Regions from separate parts of the Homo sapiens genome. Here regions 1 and 2 are each linked to region 3. Evidence: read pairs that join two places in POLR2A ChIA-PET (ENCODE). Cell type or tissue: CD4-positive, alpha-beta T cell. All regions are shown on one strand.

Region 1 (4,000 bases), 310 kb after region 3:
TTTGCTGAATACAGAGGCAACTGCATTGGCTTTGGGTTGCAGGACCTCAGGTGAGAAGCAGAGGAAGGAGAGGAGAGGGGCACAGGGTCTCTACCATCCCCTGTAGAGTGGGAGCTGAGTGGGGGATCACAGCCTCTGAAAACCAATGTTCTCTCTTCTCCACCTCCCACAAAGGAGAGCTAGCAGCAGGGAGGGCTTCTGCCATTTCTGAGATCAAAACGGTTTTACTGCAGCTTTGTTTGTTGTCAGCTGAACCTGGGTAACTAGGGAAGATAATATTAAGGAAGACAATGTGAAAAGAAAAATGAGCCTGGCAAGAATGTGTTTAAACTTGGTTTTTAAAAAACTGCTGACTGTTTTCTCTTGAGAGGGTGGAATATCCAATATTCGCTGTGTCAGCATAGAAGTAACTTACTTAGGTGTGGGGGAAGCACCATAACTTTGTTTAGCCCAAAACCAAGTCAAGTGAAAAAGGAGGAAGAGAAAAAATATTTTCCTGCCAGGCATGGTGGCCCACGCACTTCGGGAGGTCGAGGCAGGAGGATCACTTGAGTCCAGAAGTTTGAGATCAGCCTGGGCAATGTGATAAAACCCCATCTCTACAAAAAGCATAAAAATTAGCCAAGTGTGGTAGAGTGTGCCTGAAGTCCCAGATACTTGGGGGGCTGAGGTGGGAGGATCTCTTGAGCCTGGGAGGTCAAGGCTGCAGTGAGCCGAGATTGCACCACTGCACTCCAGCCTGGGTGACAGAGCAAGTGAGACCCTGTCTCAAAAAAAGAAAAAGAAAAAGAAAAAATATTTTCCCTATTAGAGAAGAGATTGTGGTTTCATTCTGTATTTTGTTTTTGTCTTAAAAAGTGGAAAAATAGCCTGCCTCTTCTCTACTCTAGGGAAAAACCAGCGTGTGACTACTCCCCCAGGTGGTTATGGAGAGGGTGTCCGGTCCCTGTCCCAGTGCCGAGAAGGAAGCCTCCCACGACTGCCCGGCAGGGTCCTAGAAATTCCCCACCCTGAAAGCCCTGAGCTTTCTGCTATCAAAGAGGTTTTAAAAAAATCCCATTTAAAAAAAATCCCTTACCTCGGTGCCTTCCTCTTTTTATTTAGTTCCTTGAGTTGATTCAGCTCTGCAAGAATTGAAGCAGGACTAAATGTCTAGTTGTAACACCATGATTAACCACTTCAGCTGACTTTTCTGTCCGAGCTTTGAAAATTCAGTGGTGTTAGTGGTTACCCAGTTAGCTCTCAAGTTATCAGGGTATTCCAGAGTGGGGATATGATTTAAATCAGCCGTGTAACCATGGACCCAATATTTACCAGACCACAAAACTTTTCTAATACTCTACCCTCTTAGAAAAACCACCACCATCACCAGACAGGTGCGAAAGGATGAAAGTGACCATGTTTTGTTTACGGTTTTCCAGGTTTAAGCTGTTACTGTCTTCAGTAAGCCGTGATTTTCATTGCTGGGCTTGTCTGTAGATTTTAGACCCTATTGCTGCTTGAGGCAACTCATCTTAGGTTGGCAAAAAGGCAGGATGGCCGGGCGCGGTGGCTCACGCCTGTAATCCTAGCACTTTGGGAGGCCAAGGTGGGAGGATTGCTTGAGCTCAGGAGTTTGAGACCAACCTGGGTAACATAGTGAGACACCATCTCTATTATGAACAATAACAGTTAAGAAAAAAAAAGGCAGGCAGGCGGTTATGGTGGTTCCCTCCCATCCCACCACATAAAGTTTCTGAGACTTGAGAACAGCAAAATGCTGTTAAAGGGAAATATTAAGAATGAGAATCTGCAGTAAGGGTGATTCTGTGCCCACAGTTCTTCAATTCTTTATACCGTTTTACCCACATGTGGTGTTACCAAAGCCGGGCAGAACCATGCTAGCGGAAGATGTGAAATCCAGATAGCTCATTATTGCCAAGAGCTAGGCAGCTTTGATCTCCAAATTGTTATTGCTTTCATTTTTATTGTAATGGAATTGCTTTGTTTTGTTTTTTTGTTTTTGTATTGAAGAGGGTTGTTTTCCCTTTATTTTTCATAAGCTAATGTAAATGAAGAAAAAATGTCTTCTCTGGGCTGTAGGCCTGGCTCAGCGTACACAGGTATACATCCTAAGCTCTCTATGTTCTCTAATCTGTGGTGACTGAACATGTGTCTCAATGCACGGGGCATTTCTACCTGTGTTTCTGCAGCACCCCCACTGCCTTGAGTCCCCAGCAGTGCTGTTATTTGCCTAACACCTGTAGCCATCTGCCACGCAGCCAGACGTGAAACGCTGAGACAGAGACCATTTAGGTTAAATACGACAGCTTATCCTGCTGGGTGGGGAAAGTAAAAAATATGCTGGTTCAAGGCCTAAAGTAAAATGATCAATAATGTTTGTAGCATTAATGAAATATTTTCAAGAAATGTGTCCAGGGGTAGCACTGGCTATGTTGACGAGGCCTTTGGTAACTCAGAGAGCTCTTGGCCCTGATGGGGACTTGCCCTTACGCTTTCTTTATCAGGCTCTGAGTTCACACGGAGCCTCTGGCACTTCCCTGCTGTCTTGGGAGAAAGGAAACTGGTTGCCGCGGCAGGTTGTGGAATCTGTTGCTGGAACCAGGCTGGAAGCCCACCTGGTAGTGAACAGGGCCCAGTGGGGCAGGCTGGGCATGTTGTGGTCTATGGGTTTGTTTCCTGGAGAATGTTCAGGAATGTCTTCCCAGCTGCTTTGGTGCTGAGCTCTATTATCTCACAGCACGTCCAGAAGGCTAACCCAGGTGGGGAGGATGCTGACACCAGCTCCAGGTGGAGTTGGTGGTCTTAATTTGGAGATGCAGGGGCAACCTGTGACCCTTTGAGGCAAGAGCCCTGCACCCAGCTGTCCCGTGCAGCCGTGGGCAGGGGCTGCACACGGAGGGGCAGGCGGGCCAGTTCAGGGTCCGTGCCAGGCCCTCCTCAGTGCCCTGTGAAGGCCTCCTGTCCTCCGTGCGGCTGGGCACCAGCACCAGGGAGTTTCTATGGCAACCTTAGTGATTATTAAGGAACACTGTCAGTTTTATGAACATATGCTCAAATGAAATTCTACTTTAGGAGGAAAGGATTGGAACAGCATGTCACAAGGCTGTTAATTAACAGAGAGACCTTATTGGATGGAGATCACATCTGTTAAATAGAATACCTCAACTCTACGTTGTTTTCTTGGAGATAAATAATAGTTTCAAGTTTTTGTTTGTTTGTTTTACCTAATTACCTGAAAGCAAATACCAAAGGCTGATGTCTGTATATGGGGCAAAGGGTCAGTATATTTTTCAGTGTTTTTTTTTCTACCAGCTATTTTGCATTTAAAGTGAACATTGTGTTTGGAATAAATACTCTTAAAAAATACCCTTGAAATGTAATTATTGCTTTGGGCATCTGGGTCATCTAAAAAAAAAAGGCTTGCCTGATTCATGAGGAGAAAGGAGTGAGGAAGGGGGGATAATTAAGTAGAACCATTTTTGGGGGGGTATCCCCTTAATGCAGGATTAAAGGACCGCTCAAAAGTAGGTAAGTTCAAGGAAGAAGCAGCAATTTCTCAGAAGGCTTTAATTATGACAGTATTTCCCACACGAGTCCTGGGATTTCTGGAAGGGGTGTGTGGGATTTTGCCACGCTTACATCACATTACCAGGTGGTGGACAGGTGGGGAAGGAAAAGGAAGGGCCATTATTTGTCAGAAGACTGTTTATTGGACCTGGGAGGGGGTGTAACACTATCACAAAGGCCACCCTGAACTCTTGATCATCAGATAGACCAAATCCATCCCCTACTGAAAAGGATCTTAGGTAGGAAAAACTTGGGACACAGCCATCCACATCTTCCAAACAGAGGAAAAGCCATCATGCGGACTCTTTGTGGGTGAGAGCTACTGTGTAAACAGTTCAGGGATGGGGAGGCGAGAACTGCAGGGAAGCCTGGAAATTATGTAACTCCACTCAAAGCTGGACTGAGAGGCGCCGCCTCTGGGCCCCCACCT
Region 2 (4,000 bases), 160 kb before region 3:
TAATCGCAGCATTTTGGGAGGCTGAGGTGGGCGGATCACGAGGTCAGGAGATTGAGACCATCCTGGCTAACACAGTGAAACCCCGTCTCTACTAAAAATATAAAAAATTAGCTGGGCGTGTTGGCGGGTGCCTGTAGTCCCAGCTACTCAGGAGGCTGAGGCAGGAGAATGGTGTGAACCTGGGAGGCGGAGCTTGTAGTGAGCTGAGATCGTGCCACTGCACTCCAGCCTGGGCGATAGAGCCAGACTCTGTCTCAGAAAAAAAAAAAAAAGTGGGGAAATGGAGTAGACAATAGTGTTGTGTTAATTTTTTTTTTTTTAGGCTGTGTGTGGTGGCTCACGCCTGTAATCCCAGCACTTTGGGAGGCCTAGGTGGGCAGACCACCTGAGGTCAGGCATTCAAGACCAGCCTGGCCAACATGCCACTAAAAATAAAAAATTAGACAGGTGTGGTGGCGGGTGTCTGTAATTCCAGCTACTCGAGAGGCTGAGGCAGGAGAATCGCTTGAAACTGGGCGATGGAGGTTGCAGTGAGCCAAGATTGCACCACTTCACACCAGCCTGGGTGACAATGGGACTCCATCTCAAAAAAATTTTTTTTTAGACACACAGTATCACTGGAGTACAGTGGCACAATCATGGCTTACTGCCACCTTGAATTCCCTGTCTCAAGAAATCCTGCCTCAGCTTCCCTAGTAGCTGGGACTAGATGTGTGCCACCACCACACCCAGCTAATTTTAAAGTTTTTTTGTAGAGATGGAGTCTCTCTGTGTTGCCCAGGCTGGTCTTAAATTCCTAGACTCAAGCCATCCTCCCACTTTGGCCTCCCAAAGTGCTAGGATTACAGGTGTGAGCCATTGCACCCAGTCTGTTTTGTTACTTGAATTATCCCTAACTATGAATTTCAGCAAAAGTAGCTGTTATACCTCAAGATTTAGTAGTGGTTTCCACTTCTGAGTGGTGTGTGTTTGCCAAATCCAGTTTGTTGCTTCTTGGTAGTAAGTTGAGGACCTTTTTTTTTTGAAACGGAGTCTTGCTCTGTCACCCAGGCTGAAGTGCAGTGGCACGATCTTGGCTCACTGCAACCTGTGTCTCCCAGGTTCAAGCACTTCTGCCTCAGCCTCCCGAGTAGCTGGGATTACAGGCATGTGCCACCACACTGACTAATTTTTGTTATTTTTAGTAGAGATGGAGTTTCACCATGTTGGCCAGGCTGGTCTCGAACTCCTGAACTTAGGTGACCCACCCGCCTTGGCCTCCCAAAGTGCTGGGATTACAGGCATAAGCCACCATGCCCGGCTGAGGGGGACCTTTAATCCACCACGTTACTAGGACTAGCAAGGCTTAGTTTACACTGTTTGTTAAAATTATATGTGATAAGTGGCTAATTTTCATCCTTATTTGTGAAATAAGGCAGTTTCATCTGGGCGCGGTGGCTCACGCCTGTAATCCCAGCACTTTGGGAGGCCGAGGCGGGTGGATCACGAGGTCAGGAGTTCAAGACCAGCCTGGCCAAGATGGTGAAACCCCGTCTCTACTAAAAATACAAAAATTAGTCGGGAGCAGTGGCCGGCGCCTGTAATCCCAGCTACTCGGGAGGCTGAGGCAGGAGAATTGCTTGAACTCGGGCGGCAGAGGTTGCTGTAAGCCAAGATTGCGCCACTGCACTCCAGCGTGGGCGACAGACTTAAACTCCATCTCAAAAAAAAAAAAAAAAAGGCAGTTTTCATGTCAAAGTCTATGTTATTGAATATAAGGACTCTACCTAGGAAGATGGAAGCTGTTGATGCCAGCACTGCAAAGAGGGTCAAGAGCAGGATCTGGTAAGAGCCAGTGAACCGCTTGAGGATGGCGGAATCTTCACAGTGATCTATACATTGGCCATAACAAAACAAGATAATAGTTAATAGCAACCATGGGCAGATGCTGCATTTTTTAAATTTAATTTTTTTTGAGACAGAGTTTTACTCTCACTCTGTCCCCCAGGCTGGAGGGCAGTGGTGCGATCTCAGCTCACTGCAACCTCCAGCAGATGCTGCATTTTAAAACTTATGACTAAAAATAGTAATAAGAGTATCTGCCAGAAGTATTCAAAACCCAGCCTTCTTAGTAAGAGAGAAGAGAGCTTCAGATGTGAACTATACTTGGCTCAACCGCGTCTTTTTGACTTCTTCCTATCTCCAGAGTAATACAACTCTCTAATTCTTGAGCTTGTTATTTCTTCCTCTTAGATTTCAAAGGATGCTTTAAATCCTCTGCTACTTTAAAATGCTGGTTACCACTTCTTCCTCTTCCAGGGACGTTGTCTGCAGGCACTCAGAATGGTCCAGCGTTTGACATACCAACGTAGGCTTTCCTACAATACAGCCTCTAACAAAACTAGGCTGTCCCAAACCCTTGGTAATAGAATTGTTTACCTTTATACCAAGATGGATGGGAAAGCACCAAAATCTGCATGTGGCATGTGCCCAGGCAGACTTCAAGGGATTCGTGCCGTAAAACCTGAAGTTCTTACGAGATTGTCCAAAACAACATGTCGGGTTCCATGTGTGCTAAATGTGTTCGTGACTGGATCAAGTGTGCTCTCCTTATCGAGGAGCAGAAAATTGTTGTGAAAGTGTCGAAGGCACAAGCACAGTCAGCTAAATAAAAAATGAAACTTTTGAGTAATAAAAATGAGGAGACTTAAAAAAAAAATGCGGCCTGGCGTGGTGGCTCACACCTGTAATCCCAGCATTTTGGGAGGCCAAGGCGGGTGGATCACAAGGTCAGGAGATCAAGACCATCCTGGCTAACATGGTGAAACCCCGTCTCTACTAAAAATAGAAAAAATTAGCTGGGTGTGGTGGCATGCACCTGTAGTCCCAGCTACTTGGGAGGCTGAGGCAGAAGAATGGCGTGAACCCGGGAGGCGGAGCTAGCAGTGAACCGAGATCTCTCCACTGCACTCCAGCCTGGGTGACAGAGCCAGACTCTATTTCAAACAAAACAAAACAAACAAAAACATGCTGTTTACCTTTCCCGTGCACTTTAACCCCAGGTAACATGCTTCCCTTCACTAAACTTGTGATAGTATGCTGATTCCATTTATAATTGTAATCTCTATCTTGAAACATTTTCTTTTCATTTTTTTGAGAGGGAGTCTCTGTTGCCCAGGCTGGAGTGCAGTGGCACCATCTCAACTCCCTGCAACCTCCGCCTCCTGGGTTCAAGCAATTCTTTTGTCTCAGCCTCCCTAGTAGCTGGCATTACAGGTGCCCACCACCATGCCTGGCTAATTTTCGTATTTTTAGTAGGGATGAGTGTCACCATTTTGGCCAGGCTGGCCTCAAACTCCTGACCTCAGGTGATCCACCCGCCTTGGCCTCCCAAAGTGCTGGAATTACAGGCATGAGCCGCTGCACCCAGCCAAAACTTTTTTTTAAGATCATCAGTGACCACTTAAATCCACAGTACCTTTGTCCTACTCAGGATGTCATTTTTTGGGAGCACTCTGATTTGTATCTAACCTTATCCTCAATAAAACTGTAGACTTGCCTTTTTTTTTTTTTTTTTTTTTGAGACAAGGTCTCAGGCTGGAGTGCAGTGGTGCAGTCATGGCTTACTGCAGCCTCCTAAGTAACTAGGACTACAGGTGCACACCATCATGTCCGACTTTTTTTTTGTTTTTGAGATGGAGTTTCACTCTTGTTGCCCAGGCTGCAGTGCAATGGCATGATCTCGGCTCACCGCAACCTCTGCCTCCCAGATTCAAGCAATTCTGCTGCCTCAGCATCCTGCGTAACTGGGATTACAGGGGCCCGCCACCACGCCCAGATAATTTTTGTATTTTTAGTAGAGATGGGTTTTCACCATGTTGGCCAGGATGGTCTCGAACTCCTCACCTCAGGTGATCCAACCACTTCGGCCTCCCAAAGTGGTGGGATTACAGGCATGAGCCATCGCGCTGGCCTTTTTTTTTTTTTTAACACCTGAATAATTTAAATGTTTTTCTTTAAC
Region 3 (4,000 bases):
AAAGAATAAATCCTGTTGCTACCACCCACAAAGATGCTATTTTTAACCCAAACCTCATAGCTTCTGTGGAGAAAGCACATTTAGTTTTAATAAATAAAAGTCAAATAGGTCTGAGGGTTGGAGGGACTGGTTCTTTATTTCAAAAAGACACTTGTCAATATTCAGTATCAAAACAGTTGCACTATTGATTTCTCTTTCTCCCAATCGGCCCCAAAGAGACCACATAAAAGGAGAGTACATTTTAAGCCAATAAGCTGCAGGATGTACACCTAACAGACCTCCTAGAAACCTTACCAGAAAATGGGGACTGGGTAGGGAAGGAAACTTAAAAGATCAACAAACTGCCAGCCCACGGACTGCAGAGGCTGTCACAGCCAGATGGGGTGGCCAGGGTGCCACAAACCCAAAGCAAAGTTTCAAAATAATATAAAATTTAAAAAGTTTTGTACATAAGCTATTCAAGATTTCTCCAGCACTGACTGATACAAAGCACAATTGAGATGGCACTTCTAGAGACAGCAGCTTCAAACCCAGAAAAGGGTAATGAGATGAGTTTCACATGGCTAAATCAGTGGCAAAAACACAGTCTTCTTTCTTTCTTTCTTTCAAGGAGGCAGGAAAGCAATTAAGTGGTCACCTCAACATAAGGGGGACATGATCCATTCTGTAAGCAGTTGTGAGGGGGTAGAGATGGGACAAAATTTTGGTCTCAGAGGTCTTACCATCTTAATTTGGTAACTTCTAATGAAAAAAATAAAAAATAGAAATAACATTATCCAAAGATATCTTAAAGCTGAAAACTTGAACAGCACATTTTTTGTTTTTGTTGTTGTTTGGCTAACTCCTCCTGGAATCACCTTTCTGGTTTAGCTAGTACTTTGTACAGAACAATGAGGTTTCCCACAGCGGAGTCTCCCTGGGCTCTGTTTGGCTCTCGGTAAGGCAGGCCTACACCTTTTCCTCTCCTCTATGGAGAGGGGAATATGCATTAAGGTGAAAAGTCACCTTCCAAAAGTGAGAAAGGGATTCGATTGCTGCTTCAGGACTGTGGAATTATTTGGAATGTTTTACAAATGGTTGCTACAAAACAACAAAAAAGGTAATTACAAAATGTGTACATCACAACATGCTTTTTAAAGACATTATGCATTGTGCTCACATTCCCTTAAATGTTGTTTCCAAAGGTGCTCAGCCTCTAGCCCAGCTGGATTCTCCGGGAAGAGGCAGAGACAGTTTGGCGAAAAAGACACAGGGAAGGAGGGGGTGGTGAAAGGAGAAAGCAGCCTTCCAGTTAAAGATCAGCCCTCAGTTAAAGGTCAGCTTCCCGCAGGCTGGCCTCAGGCGGAGTCTGGGTCAGAGGGAGGAGCAGCAGCAGGGTGGGACTGGGGCGTTCTACATCTCATTCAGGTCAAGCAGGGTCTGGTCCAGCATCCTTTGTGTACAGAGGTGCTCCTCTTTGGTGCATTTCAGTTTATCTAATGGGGGTAAAGGAGAGAAGTTACAAGAACTAGAAGTAAATTTCAAGGTCTACCCGCTCTTTGAGACTTGCTCCTGTTGCAGAGAAGCTGCAGACTGATAAAGCAGCTGCCTTCTCAGCCACAGAAGTGAGCTATTACATCACCCAGTTTTGTAGGGCCTTTGGCTTGCCTACTGAAGTTGTAGGTGTTGCTGCACTTCCTGGGTGAGGGAGTTAGGGCCCTTATCAGCCATTTCCTCTCCCTCCCACACCCAACCAACACTTTCAGCTTTCAGTCAATGAAAGAGCAAGCCTTAACCATCAGCCATCCACTTTTCTAGGTTTTGCCCACATAACAATACCCTCTTGAAATGGCTCACCGGAGTTTGAACATTGCAAACAATAGAAACATCAGAATCTCAGATTATAAAGAGCACAGGAAGATCCTCATGCACTACATGTTTTTTCGAAAAAGTAGAGGCCAAAGTAATAACTGATGGGATAAATAAAAGGGCGCTCACAGTTAAGTCAAATAATCTCTAAAGAAAACAAAGCCAAGAATACTACTGAAACAAGTAGTTGTAAGCAAACCTTGAGATTGCTGCAGAGCTATTGAACAGAACTAGCTTGTGACAGTTACTTGAAATTAACATAAAACCAGAAAAAGGACGCAAAAGTCAGAAAGAAAATCAGCAGCTGAACATTAAGGAGAATCTAATCTGTCTAGCAAGCAAACCACTCTGACTGCTCTAAAGAGGTGAGGAAAATACTCAAATCTTCAACTCAGAGAAGGTGATGGCAACACAGACCCATATTCATATCCCACAACTTTTCTTTCACTTCCCTTTTTTCCACCCAGTCAGAAGGACCCATTCCTGGGCCTGCCGATGAAGCAGTTACAACAACTTGTCAAGTCAGTCCTTTTATTGTTAAAAACATCCATGCAAGGGAACATATCCTACAGTCAGTGCCCAAGTGAAAGAGCAGCAAATAAGGGTGGAAAACAAAATTCTCGCAAGTTTTCTCACTATAATCTCTCAGGCCCCTCCCTTCTTCACCCATAATCTCTTCTAAAGGGACAGAAACTTCACAATGGTCAACTTCACAATGCTGTTAGGAAATCAACATTCTAACTGCCCCAATTAAAATGCAATTTGCTCAGGGCAAAATAATAACTTTTAAAAAGACAATCAGCTTTTTGTTGGGGTCCAGGTCAGTGGTGTGAGCAGTAAGCTCAGTTTAATGGGCATCATTGAGCCCTGCCCATCAGTCACACAGATCATGCAGCGTTAGCTTCAGCTCATTAGAAAGCAGGCGGTTTCGCTCAAGTTGGCTGTAGAGACGCTCTGCAGCAGCAACGGAGAGGAGGGGAACACAAGAGAAGGAGAGGAAAAAGAGGAGGAGAAAGAGAAAAAGGGAAAGTTAGTAGAGTACCAGAAGTAAATTATGAGTCTTTCAACTAGCTGGTATATATAACATGCATCTGTAAGGCAGGGTGGATGCAAGGAGGATTCAGATAGAGGGCAATAAGAGTCAGTCAGTTGGTGGAAAGACCAACAGAGGAAATTCAGACTGACAAGTTGGTAGGACAACATTTTGAGGGAGAAAAAATGCTTCCTTCACAATATTTATTCCCTGGGTTGAGAAACTGAAACAAGGGAAATGGCAAAGGAAGGAATACAGTTGGCTTCGAAGAAATGTGTTCACAATAATCAGGGTTTGAAAGGAATGGAAGTGAACAGCTGAACATTTTTCTGTGAAAGCATTCAAGACAGCATTATAAACAGTATACTGGGAGAAATATCCCCACACTCATTCACTCCTATACTTTCTAATGCTTTGTGTTACAGATATTGTGTGATAGACCCATTTCAGTGGCCTAGCCAATAAATATTCAATTTCTTCTTCTTCTTTAAAAGAACCCCAAACCTGTTAAGAGTCAACAAATAGTGTGCCTAGTCCCAGGGAAGGCAAATTACTGGTATAAGCTACTCAAGACTATCCTGTTGTTTTTCAGCCTCCCTTGCAGCTAGGGGTGATCATATGATCCAGTTTTAACCAATGAGATGTAGAAAGATAGTCTGCTGGGGGCTTCTGGGAAAACTTTAGCTTTCCCTCTTGCCTTCAACATGGATGTGATGACCAGAGTTGCATATTTCAATCTTAAGAGAAAAGACCAAGAGAATCATGGAAAGCCCAGCTACAACAGGCCACAGTTGCTCATGGCTAGATGTATGTGATTAAAAAACAAATCCCATATTTATTTAAGCTACTAAGTAAGTTATTTCCTTTTTTTTTTTTTTTTTTTTTACAAATCAGGCTAAAGGACAATTTAGCAAGCATTCCTGATACAAGCAGCTAAGTGCTCAAATCTAATAGGTTTATCTGGATTTTCCATTTGAAGCACACTTTAAAGAGATAGTGGGATATGGAAGATTCAAATACATCTGACTAGCACAGGGATAATACAACTTTGGGGACAGGAAAACCAAACTCTTCCTGGTATACTCCTAGTATCAACCTCTGAAATTCACAAATAAGTTT

What was found. ChIA-PET counts read pairs that join two places held together with the same protein. Peaks named below come from ENCODE experiments on the same cell type or tissue, not always from the same donor. Only the 100,000 strongest peaks of a DNase experiment are listed, where the experiment ranks them.
Region 1: POLR2A ChIA-PET joins it to region 3 with 6 read pairs; 1 of 35 experiments calls an interaction of 5 or more read pairs at or near these places.
Region 2: POLR2A ChIA-PET joins it to region 3 with 9 read pairs; 19 of 35 experiments call an interaction of 5 or more read pairs at or near these places.

The regions. Positions count from the first base shown.
Region 1 is chr1:154,466,082-154,470,081 of GRCh38, forward strand. IL6R (interleukin 6 receptor) reads left to right here. Exons shown (of 10, transcript NM_000565.4): 10 at 1-3,369. It also overlaps a transcript of SHE not described here. Among named protein-coding and RNA genes, the nearest start is that of TDRD10, 34 kb to the right of the region's middle. In CD4-positive, alpha-beta T cell, no CTCF peak of the experiment used is centred here; DNase peaks (open chromatin) are centred at 1,010, 1,320 and 1,820; H3K27ac peaks cover 2,319 bases.
Region 2 is chr1:153,993,310-153,997,309 of GRCh38, forward strand. It overlaps NUP210L (nucleoporin 210 like), which reads right to left. Exons shown (of 40, transcript NM_207308.3): 38 at 1,767-1,871. It also overlaps the pseudogene RPL34P5. Among named protein-coding and RNA genes, the nearest start is that of RPS27, 4.5 kb to the left of the region's middle. In CD4-positive, alpha-beta T cell, no CTCF peak of the experiment used is centred here; no DNase peak of the experiment used is centred here.
Region 3 is chr1:154,156,247-154,160,246 of GRCh38, forward strand. It overlaps a transcript of TPM3 not described here. Among named protein-coding and RNA genes, the nearest start is that of NUP210L, 3.2 kb to the left of the region's middle. In CD4-positive, alpha-beta T cell, no CTCF peak of the experiment used is centred here; a DNase peak (open chromatin) is centred at 1,655; H3K27ac peaks cover 3,504 bases.